2 separate regions of the Homo sapiens genome follow, and region 2 is linked to region 1. Evidence: read pairs that join two places in POLR2A ChIA-PET (ENCODE). Cell type or tissue: MCF 10A. All regions are shown on one strand. Links, peaks and the distances in the headings refer to the core of each region. The heading gives the core; the rest is flanking DNA.

Region 1 (8,316 bases), core at 3,259-5,758:
CCACAGCTATTTTTGTTTGTTTGTTTGTTTTTTGTTTTGTTTTGTTTTTGAGGCAGAGTCTCACTCTGTCACCCAGGCTGGAGTGCAGTGGCGCGATCTCGGCTCACTGCAAGCTCCGCCTCCTGGGTTCCCGCCATTCTCCTGCCTCAGTCTCCCGAGTAGCACCCCCAGCTATTTTAAAAAAAATTTTTGTAGAGATGGGTTCTCATCATGTCGCCCAGGCTGTTGAACTTCTGGCCTCCAAAGGTGGGAGTTATTCTAGCAGCTTCCCTGTGATCTTCTCATATCTACTGGTGGAGTGGGAAAGAGTAGTTCAAACAACTCAGACAGAAAATCTCGCTGGTGCAACAGTGGAGAGAAGGGCCAAGTACTTGTCCTGTTACTTCCAGTTTTTCTAGATATATGAGCAGCAGGACTCCTCTCTTTATAAAAAGAACTATGAGTTTCCTGGCTCTAATGAAGAGTGACCAGGCATTCAGGAGCTCAAATGCCCAGATACATATAACCAACCAATTCTCCTAGAATGCATTGCTAAAAACGAATTTTGCTTATATGCTTCAAAGACCTCATTTATAGTTATACTTAAAACAGTGCATAGGAATCAAGCTGTATCAGCCAATTTTATATGAAAGAACTATAGGTTGTAAGTAACTTAGAATATAATTTTTTATCTAGCGGGGGTTAAAGGACACTTAGAAAATAGAGACACAAGAGATGGCCCAGCCTTACAGAATGGATTCTCCTGAAAACGCTTACAATAAAAACCAAATAACAGTATTTTTTTTTTATTTAGGCAATAGTATGGGAGGGAAAAGGGACATAGGACATTTTATCTTACAAACACATTGTTCTCTTTATCTTTCTGTTTCAAGTTCTACCACCACTCCTGGGTCCACTGATTAATCTAACAACATGGCCTCTCAGTCCCTAAGTCTTTACCTCTACTCCTGTTTTTCAGTCATTAATGCCCTGGCTACATATTGTACTTTTTCCCCACCAAGAAACTGTTCTATGATATAATAATTTCAGCTATCTCCCTCTGAGTGCACAATTGTCTATGCCTATAACCTTCTCATTCTGCTGTTTCTATCACATCTTGTCTTTGACCTTATCAGAGCTCCATTCCATGGTGCTGTTACTACCTATCAAACGCTCCTGTTTTAATTTCCTTCCTATTCAGCTGATTTCCTGGTTTACCACTCCCAGTTGCTCTCATGCCCATATTCTCAATTCCCTTGTTCAATTTTCCTTCACTAAAACCACCTGATGAAACTCCAGCCCAGATGAATATAGTCCTCCTCCTCTCTTACACATGGGGTGCTGCACTCTATAAGACCAAACTTACAAAATTAGCAATACCACTGCCACTATAAATGTATAATATTCAAACCTAATTGGGCTTCTGAGACCAAGAACTCCTTTTATAATTTTTCTAACGAGCTTTCTCTTCTACGCTCCACAACAACTATTTTAAACCTACGTATCTTACTTTAAACTTCTTACCCTACCACTTAGATACCCCCTTTTATCCGATGAACTTGCCTGATACCTTATTGAGAAAATAGAATCCATCAGCTAGAAATTCATTTTCCTGTCCCCTACTCCACAGCTTTAACAGCATCTGTATCTATACTTTTCACCTGCTGAGGTCCGTCCCACTGGTCTAAATCCAAACACTTCATACATTGCCTGGATCCCATCTTTAACAACCTTTCTAGGGGACTTGCATTATCCCTTCTGTATCTTAATTTTCTCCTTCCCTACTGAACATTACACATTGGCATTTTAAATATATTCAAGTTTCTCTAGTCTTTAAAATACTCTCTGAGTCTGAATTCTTCTCCAGATACCAATGTATTTCTTATTCCTTTTACAGCCTTTTCATTCTTTACAAATTTCTTGAGAGCCTGGATGCAGTGAGCCAGTGAGCCTGGGTGACAGACTGAGACCCTGTCTCAAAAAAAAAATTGTTGAAAGAGCGGTTTACCTCATTTTTGCTTCCTCATCCGCCTCACTTTGCACCGAAGTACAATCTAATTTTCATCACAACCATTCTACTGAAACTGCTATTGCAAATGTTATCAAAGATTTCCATATAAGTTAAGATTATACTGTGGAACCAATGTGATGCAATGACACAGTGGCTTGTAAACATGTCTCTCTTTTTCACATGACAGTACCAATGTAAAAATTATTAGGTAGGTAGGGCAGCTTTCATCCTCACAGTCCTTCTGAAACCAAATTTTCTTTCAAGTAATTTCTTCAACATTCCCTATGGCAATATAATCTGCATGGCTGTAGCTGGGTCACTGTCACATCTGGGTTCTAGCTCGCTTGGAAGAAAGAGGCATATCCAGATGATTTCTGTTCTATAACTGGAAGGGGAAGACAGAAATTCTGCTCACAATCCATCTGTGAGAACTTAATTCACTTGGCCACACTCAAATACAAGGGAGGCTGGGATGGGCAATCTACCTTCATGGCCACATACCTGGGCACAGTTCTATTACTATAGAAGCAAAGGAAAACAGATTTTGTCAGACATCTATCAGAATCCTCCACAATGACCATCTTTTTAAGCCCACTGGATAATTGTCATACTTATTTTTCTTGATTTTTCTGAAGCATTTGCAGCCATTGATCTTCCTTATCTCCTTAAAATGCTATTTGCTTTTGATTTCATGATTTTGAACTCTGAGCCTTCTTTATCTTTTCAAATATACTTCTTGCCCTGTCTCCTCTAAATGAAGATGTTTCTCAGAGTTCTGTGCCAAGCCTCTTTTATACTTATTTGACACACTTTTGCTTGGTTATCCTAGAGCATTCATGGTGTGTATATATATATATATATATATATATATGGTGATTGAAACCATGAATGCTATATATATATATATGCTATATATATGCTCTCTGTATATATGCTATATATATGCTCTCTCTCTATATATATGCTATATATATGCTCTCTCTCTCTGTCTCTCTCTGTCTCTCTCTATATATATACATATATACACACCACAGTTCATATTGCCAGCTCAGATTTATTTCCTATGCTTTGGTTATATGCAAACACACACACACACACCCCACCACCACGCAAACACACATCCTACAGGCACTTACCTCAATATCAGCATGTTCAAAACTGAACACTTCATCTTTTTCCACCCCAATCATGTTTTTTTTTAGCATTCCCTGTCCTAGTGAATGACACCACTAGTCATCCAGATGCCCAGTCCAGAGGTGTGATATCATCTCTGAGTCTTTCCCATTTTTCTCCCCATGCAACCTATCAACCAACAGTTGAAAACATTTCATCTCCTCATACCTTTCTATTCATCCCTCTTCTCTCCATCCACACTGGCATTATCCTCATCCAGATCATCATCTCTTATCTGATCTCCTTGATTCTCCAGTCACTCCCCCTGAAATTAATTCTCCATACTGCAGCCAAACTGATTTTTTAAAATGCAGATGTAATCATGTTAATCAGATATTTAAAACCCATCTTTGTACTTGAATTACCTTTAGGATAAATTCAAGAATGCATGATATGACCTGTATAATGATTCATGTTCTCACCATGCTTTTAACCCTAATTTCATTGTTAGACCCTCCCCTTCCATAGTTTTTAAAGTCCAAGGCATACTTCATTTCTCTGTGTTCCTCAAAATGCCCATCTGAAATATTCCTCCTTCTCCTGGCTAGTTCCTTCAGATCACAATGTATTTTTCATTACCTCAGGAAAGCTTTCACTGATGTCCCAAGTCCGACTTTGATCTTAATTATTTTATTTTTGACAGACACTTAACCAGCACTTACAAACCACTTTGTAAATATTAATTCATTAGATGCCTACGATAATAATCATAGGAGACAAATATTATTACCCCATTTTACAGGTGAGGAAACAAAGGTATCTATAACTTGCCCAAGCTTATAGATAGTAAGTCACATAACCAGGATTCTAATATTGATAATTTGGTTCCAGATCCCATATTCCCAAGCACTAAGGTATGCAGCCTCCTAGGTACAAGAAGTCTTTTCTAGGTATTTCTATATTACTTTTTATAAATGCATACATTATGACATACTTCGTTTACTTGTCTGCCAATTTTTCTAGCTTGTGAGCTCTGTAAGAGCAAGAATTATCTCTAACTTATTTGTGCCATGTCCTTCTTTATATTTTTAAAATATAAAAGTGAAAAAAGTAATGATATTACCAACTATAGCTGACAACAAGTATTTACAAGAGTGAAGGAGATAATATATTTGTAATTACTCGAGAAATGACTTAAATAAAAAATTATTTCTTCAGTTCAGAATATTTTAACAGATCCTTTAGTGCCGAGCATTCAAAACAGTGATAATGCAGTGTATGGACTTTTCTGGATTCAAATTCAAACAAACCAACAGCAAAGGACATTTTGGAGAGAACTGGGGAAAACCAAATGCAGTATAAATTACACCAAGGAATTATTGCTCAAGTTGTTGATTGTGAACGTTTTATTACAATTATCTTTTAGAAGGCCTTACCTATTAAAAATACTTAGTGAAGTATTTAAAGGAAAAAAAATGATGTCTGGGATTTGTTTCGAATGTTCCGGATGTATTTATGAATTACTTTTTCAAAGAGGAAAACTTTTTTAATGAAAAAAAAAACATGGAGACACATGGTGGCGCTACAGGATAAGACGAAAACAGTACATAGGCTGGCACGGTGAGCTTCGCTATTCAGGAGAACAGAAAGCATCCAACCCACTGAAAAGACAGGCATTAAAGGAGCTTCGCCTACAGAGCTGCTGGAGGATACACTCTCCAGGGGGTTCCTGTTAAAAACCAGAGCTTCAGCTTCCAAAATTACGGCTGAGCTTCAGTTTTTCCACAAGAGATTGCCTAAAGGAACCATGGAGATCAGAGGGGCACTCGATCTGCGAAAAAGGCAAGTTCTAATATTCCTTGTTTTGCTGGGATTGTCTCGGGCAGGTACTGAATCTGCACACTATTCTGTGGCAGAGGAAACAGAAATTGGCTCTTTTGTGGCTAATCTAGCGAGGGACCTAGGGCTGGGGGTGGAGGAGCTGTCTTCACGTGAAGCCCGGGTAGTGTCTGATGATAATAAAAAGTATTTGCACCTTGATTTGCTGACTGGGAATTTGCTCCTAAATGAGAAACTAGACCGAGACGAGCTGTGTGGCTCCACCGAGCCCTGTGTGCTGCATTTTCAGGTGGTTTTGGAAAACCCTTTACAGTTTTTTCGGTTTGAGCTGTGTGTCAAAGACATAAATGATCACTCCCCTACATTTCTAGACAAGGAAATACTTATTAAAATATCAGAAGGTACCACTGTTGGAGCTACCTTTCTAATGGAGAGTGCTCAAGATTTGGATGTCGGAAGCAACAGTCTCCAAAACTACACAATTAGCCCCAATTCTCACTTCTACATTAAAATTCCCGACAGTAGTGACAGAAAGATATACCCAGAGCTGGTCCTAGATAGAGCTTTAGATTATGAACAGGAAGCTGAACTCAGATTAACACTCACAGCAGTGGATGGTGGATCCCCGCCCAAGTCTGGGACAACTTTGGTTCTCATCAAGGTGTTGGACATCAATGATAATGCCCCTGAGTTTCCTCAGAGTCTCTATGAGGTGCAAGTCCCCGAGGACAGACCCCTTGGCTCCTGGATTGCCACCATCTCAGCTAAGGATCTGGATGCAGGAAACTATGGAAAAATATCTTACACATTTTTCCATGCATCAGAAGATATTCGTAAAACATTTGAAATTAATCCAATATCTGGGGAAGTTAATTTGAGATCACCCCTGGATTTTGAAGTAATACAGTCCTACACTATAAATATTCAGGCAACAGATGGTGGGGGTCTTTCAGGAAAATGCACCCTTCTAGTTAAAGTTATGGATATAAACGACAACCCACCAGAAGTGACCATATCGTCGATTACAAAGAGAATTCCAGAGAATGCCTCAGAGACCCTAGTAGCTCTTTTTAGTATCCTAGACCAAGACTCTGGAGACAATGGGAGGATGATTTGCTCTATTCAAGATAACCTCCCTTTTTTCCTGAAACCGACCTTCAAGAACTTTTTCACTCTAGTTTCTGAAAAAGCACTGGACAGAGAGAGCCAAGCCGAGTACAACATCACGATCACCGTCACAGACTTGGGGACACCCAGGCTGAAAACCGAGTACAACATAACCGTGCTGCTCTCTGACGTCAATGACAACGCCCCCACCTTCACCCAAACCTCCTACACCCTGTTCGTCCGCGAGAACAACAGCCCCGCCCTGCACATCGGCAGCGTCAGCGCCACAGACAGAGACTCAGGCACCAACGCCCAGGTCAACTACTCGCTGCTGCCGCCCCAGGACCGGCACCTGCCCCTCGCCTCCTTGGTCTCCATCAACGCGGACAATGGCCACCTGTTTGCCCTCAGGTCGCTGGACTACGAGGCCCTACAGGAGTTCGAGTTTCGCGTGGGCGCCACAGACCGCGGGTCCCCGGCGTTGAGCAGCGAGGCGCTGGTGCGCGTGCTGGTGCTGGACGCCAACGACAACTCGCCCTTCGTGCTGTACCCGCTGCAGAACGGCTCCGCGCCCTGCACCGAGCTGGTGCCCCGGGCGGCCGAGCCGGGCTACCTGGTGACCAAGGTGGTGGCGGTGGACGGCGACTCGGGCCAGAACGCCTGGCTGTCGTACCAGCTGCTCAAGGCCACGGAGCCCGGGCTGTTCGGCGTGTGGGCGCACAATGGCGAGGTGCGCACCGCCAGGCTGCTGAGCGAGCGCGACGCGGCCAAGCACAGGCTGGTGGTGCTGGTCAAGGACAATGGCGAGCCTCCTCGCTCGGCCACCGCCACGCTGCACGTGCTCCTGGTGGACGGCTTCTCCCAGCCCTACCTGCCGCTCCCTGAGGCGGCCCCGGCCCAGGCCCAGGCCGACTCCCTCACCGTCTACCTGGTGGTGGCATTGGCCTCGGTGTCGTCGCTCTTCCTCTTCTCGGTGCTCCTGTTCGTGGCGGTGCGGCTGTGCAGGAGGAGCAGGGCGGCCTCGGTGGGTCGCTGCTCGGTGCCCGAGGGTCCCTTTCCAGGGCATCTGGTGGACGTGAGCGGCACCGGGACCCTGTCCCAGAGCTACCAATACGAGGTGTGTCTGACAGGAGGTTCCGGGACAAATGAGTTCAAATTTCTGAAGCCGATTATCCCCAATTTTCAAGTTCATGACACTGGTAGGAATATGGGGGAAATCGAGAACTTTCGAAATAGCTTTGGACTTAACATTCAATAAAACAATTTATTTTAAATGTCTAATTTTTGGTTATTCTTGGCAAGCTGATGGTACTTTTTGCATAATCTTTTGTGGATTCTTGGTTGTACTGTAGTTGCATGCATGATTATAGCTCTTGTTTTTCTCACAGTTTCTTTAAAAATCTTTATTAGTGGCTATAATGACGTGGAAATGTAATCTGTGTTTTCTGGTTTTTCATTTATTTGGCCAAAATGTTATATTAATGGAGTTATTGCTATTTTTGCTGTGATAATGGTATTATGCAAGACCATATTCTCAATTATTTGGATATGCAAACTAAAGTATTAAGAGCTAATGTCATTATATATGTAACTTAAATCTAGACACCATCAAAGCATAAAATAAAAATAAAAAGCGTTGCTGAATCTGGGTCGAAAATGTAGTGCGTTTATCCCACTATTCTCTCTGAAAATGTTCTTTAGAAAGGGTAACAAAGATGCTATCCCTCCATTTTCAGTTCTGGAGAACCTTATTAGTTTTTCAAATATTTACTTTATGATGAAACTTAAGTGGTCACATTGGAAATTATTAATTTCTTAAGTAATTTTTTCTGTAACTGCTTTTGTTGATAATCCTGTTGTGGAGGAAGAGTCTTATAATGCTCTGGGCTTTGCTGTCACTCTTTGGTTTTCTTAATTTAATTCTATTTATTTATGTTTTTTGAGACAGGGTCTCATTCCATTGACCTGGCTGGAATGCAGTGGCACCATCATGGCTCACTGCCGCCTTGACTTCCTGGGTTCAGGTGATTCTCCTGCCTCAGCCTCCTGAGTAGCTGGATCACCAGCACAGGCCACTACGGCCTGGCTAATTCTTTTGTATTTTTTTTGTACAGATGGAATCTTGCCATGTTTCCCAGTCTGGTCTGGAACTCCTTGGCTCAAGCGATCTGCCCGCCTTAGCTAGTTTTTTGTTTTTGTTTTTTGAGACAAAGTCTCACTTTGTTGTCCAGGCTAGAGAGTAGTGGCAGGATCTTGGCTCACTGCAG
Region 2 (5,034 bases), core at 204-2,703, 300 kb after region 1:
TGTTTCTTGTCCTATTTACAAAAGTAGGGGGGAGAATAAGCAGTGGTACAGGAAATATTCTTAGCAACCTTCTCTAGATAGGAGGTGATATGGTTTGGATGTATGACCCCTCCAAACCTCATGCTGAAATGTGGACTACAATGTTGGAGGTGGGGCCTAGTGGGAGGCACTTGGGTCATGGGGTGGATCCCTTATGAGTGGCTTGGTGCCCTCCCCACAGTAATGAGCTCATACAAGCACTGGTTGTTTAAAAGAGCCTGGCATCTCTCTAGCTCCCACTTCCGCCTTGTGATACACCTTCTCCCCCCTTGATTGGAAGCTTCCTGAGGCCTCAACAGCAGATGCTGGCGCCATGCTTTCTCTACAGTCTGCAGAACTGTCAGCCAAATAAACCCCTTTTCTTTATAAATTACCCAGTCTCCAGTATTTCTTTATAATAATACAAAATAGACTAACACAGGTGGTCATGAGAGCACCTTCCTGAAGCAATGTCATTATGTCCGACTCTCCTTGCTGGAAGGTATGAAAGAATATTTCCGGCCCATACTGTGGGTTCACTGCTGTCTCCTGTTCAATCACGCAGGCTGAGGGGAAACAGGCCTGGACTTGGAGTCACAAAAGTGGGCTACAGTGCTCTGTCATTAGCCATGTAGACCTGGGCAAGACTTTATCTGTTTTTTATTTTTATTTTTTTGAGATGGAGTCTCATTCTGTCACCCAGGCTGAAGTGCAGTGGCGCAATCTCGGCTCACTGCAAGCTCCGCCTCCTGGGTTCATGCCATTCTCCTGCCTCAGCCTCCTGAGTAGCTGGGACTACAGGTGCCTGCCACCACGCCCGGCTAATTTTTTGTATTTTTGGTAGAGACAGAGTTTCACCGTGTTAGTCACCTTATCTGGTTTTAATCCCTTTCCCTATGAGAAGGTTAGATACTAATCACTGGAAGTCTTTAGAGTCTTTCCAACTCTATGGTTCTGTTAGATGGATGGAGCTTATAGGGAAGCTGGGAAATGGTAGAGGGAAGGAAAGGAAGAGTTGAATTTCTTTCTTCCCTTGGCTTTTATCCCAGTGAGCAAATGACTTGTATACAAGAGGCCACAATTCAGACATGGAGATAAAGTTGAGTCATTAAAACCACAAGCTGACTCAATCATGGGCCTGAAATAGCAGCTGTAATACAATCACATGGATTCTTCCCCTTGACACTCCAACCATTGTTCTCCCACACCCTGCGGATCACAGGAGTTTACATGTTGCTTTTAATGAACCAAGCCTGATAGTAACTCTCCTCTTCCAACTCCTCAATGAGTCTTTGTATACTGGTCACTCCCCCAGGTCTCCAGAGACCGGAAGAATTTAACATTCCTTTAAATTCTAGGGAAAAAGCTAGTGTCTTTGAATAGGGACAGCTGCCTCTCTGGAAAAAAGGAGGGCTATGAGGCAGATATGTTCCACAGTGCCTCTGTTTTTTTAGCTCAAAGCAATCAGCCAAGAGGAATAGTCAGAGACAGCCAGGCAAGGGGTGGAACAGCCAAATTCAGTAGCTGCATAGAGAAACCTATAGCCAGTGGAGCCTTTGTATTTTGAGAATGGGGCCATCTAAGTCCAGCCTCTCTCTCCTCTTAATCCTGTTGTCACTGCACAAAAAAAATATTAGAGCTGGAAGGGACCCTGCAGACCATTCATTCTAGTCCAACTCTCATTTTATACCTGAGGAACTGAGTCCCAGAAACATTAAGTGACTTGCTTAGGATAACACAGACAGCATCAGAACTAGATGTGACTTTAGGTCTTTTGATCCCTACCTAGCCCTGTGTTCTTTGTAATCTACTCTGATGGCTATCCTCCTGTTTAATGTGAGACCGCATCACATCACTTTACATGATGTGAATGCACCAGGGTCTAAAGAGTTACCAGAATAACTACAAATGTCTCCCTTGAGATTCTCCCAGATATATTCAAGTGTATTTAGTGGACCCAGAGCCTAGAAAGATAAGCTTATAGGCTAGAGCCACTTAAAATATATGTAATTGTCATTTCACCTACTTTCCAATTTAGTATCTCCTAGTATAAGTCTCCTCCTATTCCCTCTTGCATGGGAGAGAGTACTTTGACTAATTCAGGTCCTCTGCTGGAAGGTTAGTTTCCAACAAAATTCCTCCTTCCTCCACCTGTGAGTTCTGATTTTCTACTTGGAAAGAAGTGAAGAATGGGGCTTCCCCAGCAGAGGGAAGCCACTGATGTCTGGCTACCTGTGGACAGGAAGCATCTGGGATTCTAGTATAGTTCCACAGGAAGAGGCTTAAAAGGGAATTCCCCACCAAAATTCTGATGCAGGCACTTAGCCGACGGGGTCAAAAAAAAAAAAAAAAAAAACAATAAGATGCAATGTATTTTTGTAAGGCTAGAAATGCTTAATGTTAAGGCCACATCACCTTGTGTGGTCAGTAGGAAATAATGTTGTAAGAACCTATAAAGACAAAATACAGGAGTAATAGTACCTCTAGCTGTACTCTCCTTGCAAACACCTATCTATAAGACTAAATGCTCGAGCCCAGAGAGTACTCAGCTCTTCATATCCACTTCTCCCCACGCTTTAGAAAGCCTGTACTCAGAGAATGCCAGAAAATGGGTAAGAACTTTGACTCGGGAGCTTTCAGTTTGGGGAACATTCTGAAGTCATACAAGAGAACCCTCAGAAGGGAGTATCACTCTGGTTATTCAGAGTATAGGTAGAAATGGGCAGCCAGCCATTACAGATGAAACTCACAGTGATGGCTGTTGTTGGGCCAGAATACTGAGTTTACATAGGCTAGCATGCTCTAAGGTCCCCCTTTCCAGGCTGTGGCAGGTACTACAGGCCCTACAGATACCACTGTATTAATAGCTAAGCACTGGCCAAAGCAAGCTGTGTTAACTCCTTCTGTTTACAATAATCTCAAAGTATAACTATCAAATGGGCCTACACAATGCAACAGCCAGGAAACAGGGAACATAGATTTAAGTCCCTCTGAAGTAGAAACCTCTAATGATGCCTTTTTTTGTAATTCCCACTCTTCAAATTAGTAAAGAAGCCACCACTCCTAGCCTCAAAAGACCTTCACTAGACACGATAGTGCAGGTCAACTCCACATGAGGGGCAGACTTGCCTATACCTTCCTTTGAATTAGTCTCTTGGCCACTGTAAGCTTCCCTGAAAGGGAACTTATTCATTAATCTTTTCCCATACTAATGCCTGGATCACTTGTCCTAGCTCCATAATTCTTTTTAGAATCTCTAGCTCAATGTAATCCACTTAGATCTTCCAAAGGACATGAAAGGAGATTGCAGGGCAGTGATGGGGAAGGCAAGGGCAATAGAGGCTAACTGCACTCAAGGAAAAGGTAGTTTTCAGACACGGCATAATCCTTCAACTGAGATGCTCCTCTATATTTTTCTATCTGGGAATAATGATGCCTAAACCTGTCTACAAAATTTTATACTTTCTATTATTAGTTCTCTCTACGTATGTCTTCTGCTTGTGAAGTCCAGAGTAAGGACTCTGACTTATTTTTTCTTTGAATTTCAATCTATATCTAATATACATTTTGTATTTAGATCAACTTTTGTTCATACACACAAATGCCAACTCAAATCCCTGGGTCCTGCAGCTCAGTTCCTTTGTTCCAAATATCTGCTTCAAGAGTGGGGAGAAATGCGGCATAATCCAATGTAACTGATTTATTGCCAGTCCCTTAAACCCCAGTTTTCTAAGTCGCTACTCTGTAACATGGGAAGAAGAGGACTAGATAATCCGTTCTGGATGCAGGGACTAAAAAGATGCTTAGAGCATCATTATTTGCTCTTTAGCCGCAGACTGGCAGGAGTAGAGAGCCCTCACCCCCTTCGACACCCAGGATGAGCTCCATGTGCTTACTTACCTTGACGGGGCCCTCTCTTCCGTCGGAATGCTGCCCCTGACTGCAGGGCTTCTAGAAGACTGTCCATCACACCTGTCTCATCGCCCTCTGTTATAAAGAACAAGATGGAGATGTGAACTCTTCAGCCAGAGCAGCATGGCAAATATCAAGCCCCACACAAAATGAATGGCTATTGCTTGATTTCCCCTCTCCCACAGCAGCTGGCAGCTAAGAAGAGGCAAAGAGAGCTCAGCCTTAAGTCTCACACGCTCATGTTTACTTGTATCTGCTAAAAAATGGTTAAAACAAAAGATCTCATTGCCTATTATCCAATGCAGACCTTGGGATATTTTCCCGCAATGCCATCCTCCCCACCCCAATCAGGACTAGCAACAAAATTATACAACTGCCCAACTCCAAGACCAGGATAAGTAGAGACTACGATTGTGAAATTACTAAGCAACTATATCACTCCCTTTTATCCTAAAGTGTTTTGCCTGGTTAGGTTTCAGAGCAGGGCCGAGGAAAGACCACTGATCAAAGAGTGCACTTTCCTGAAGTACTGCCTCCAGTGGCTAAGTCTTCCTGATGTCTAAGTCCTCTGCATCTAAGAGGAGCAGCCTGGCTGGAATACAAAGAGTTAATGTAGAATCCTTGTTCTAGCCTGGCTCGGTTTCCATGACAACAGCTTAGGATAGTGAAATCTGAAACTGTGAAATCCCAAAAAGTCCATAGGCTGCCAGATCCAAGGCTGGGGCTCACTGCTCCCAGCGCCACCTGCTGGCTGAGCATCACCAGTGCAGCTGACCTACATTCCACCCTCATTTGCTTGACCCGGGTACTGGAAACTGGGCAAGGTCCATTACGCCACCTGTTGACCGTGTGCAGCCCTCATCCCACATGTCAGCGGGACTCCACCTTCCCCCACTGCATCCTAGCCAGTACCTGGGGACAAACCCTGGAGTCCCAGGGGAAGGTGAAGGATACTTGGTGTGGGCTTTAATAGCATTACGAAGTTGTGGCTTACAACTAAGGGCAAGGAAATTGCTTTACAGAAAAGTATAAAAAGTCCCTGGTAGCAAGAGGTATCAGAGCAGCCCTTGTGCCTGTGCTCTGTAAAATACTGATTCCTAACAA

Evidence for each region. Peaks named below come from ENCODE experiments on the same cell type or tissue, not always from the same donor. Only the 100,000 strongest peaks of a DNase experiment are listed, where the experiment ranks them.
Region 2: POLR2A ChIA-PET joins it to region 1 with 14 read pairs; 3 of 35 experiments call an interaction of 5 or more read pairs at or near these places.

The regions. Positions count from the first base shown.
Region 1 is chr5:141,218,596-141,226,911 of GRCh38, forward strand. PCDHB14 (protocadherin beta 14) reads left to right here and starts at 4,748. Exons shown (of 1, transcript NM_018934.4): 1 at 4,748-8,316. The coding sequence starts at 4,911. The coding sequence ends at 7,307. It overlaps PCDHB13 (protocadherin beta 13), which reads left to right. Exons shown (of 1, transcript NM_018933.4): 1 at 1-384. It also overlaps PCDHB@. In MCF 10A, for the core only: a CTCF peak has its summit at 4,688 (motif pointing right); a DNase peak (open chromatin) is centred at 4,716.
Region 2 is chr5:141,520,225-141,525,258 of GRCh38, forward strand. It overlaps DIAPH1 (diaphanous related formin 1), which reads right to left. Exons shown (of 28, transcript NM_005219.5): 27 at 3,919-4,005. LOC124901091 (a long non-coding RNA gene) reads left to right here. Exons shown (of 2, transcript XR_007058971.1): 2 at 1-412. Among named protein-coding and RNA genes, the nearest start is that of PCDHGC5, 34 kb to the left of the region's middle. RefSeq lists an enhancer at 998-1,292. In MCF 10A, for the core only: no CTCF peak of the experiment used is centred there; a DNase peak (open chromatin) is centred at 1,167.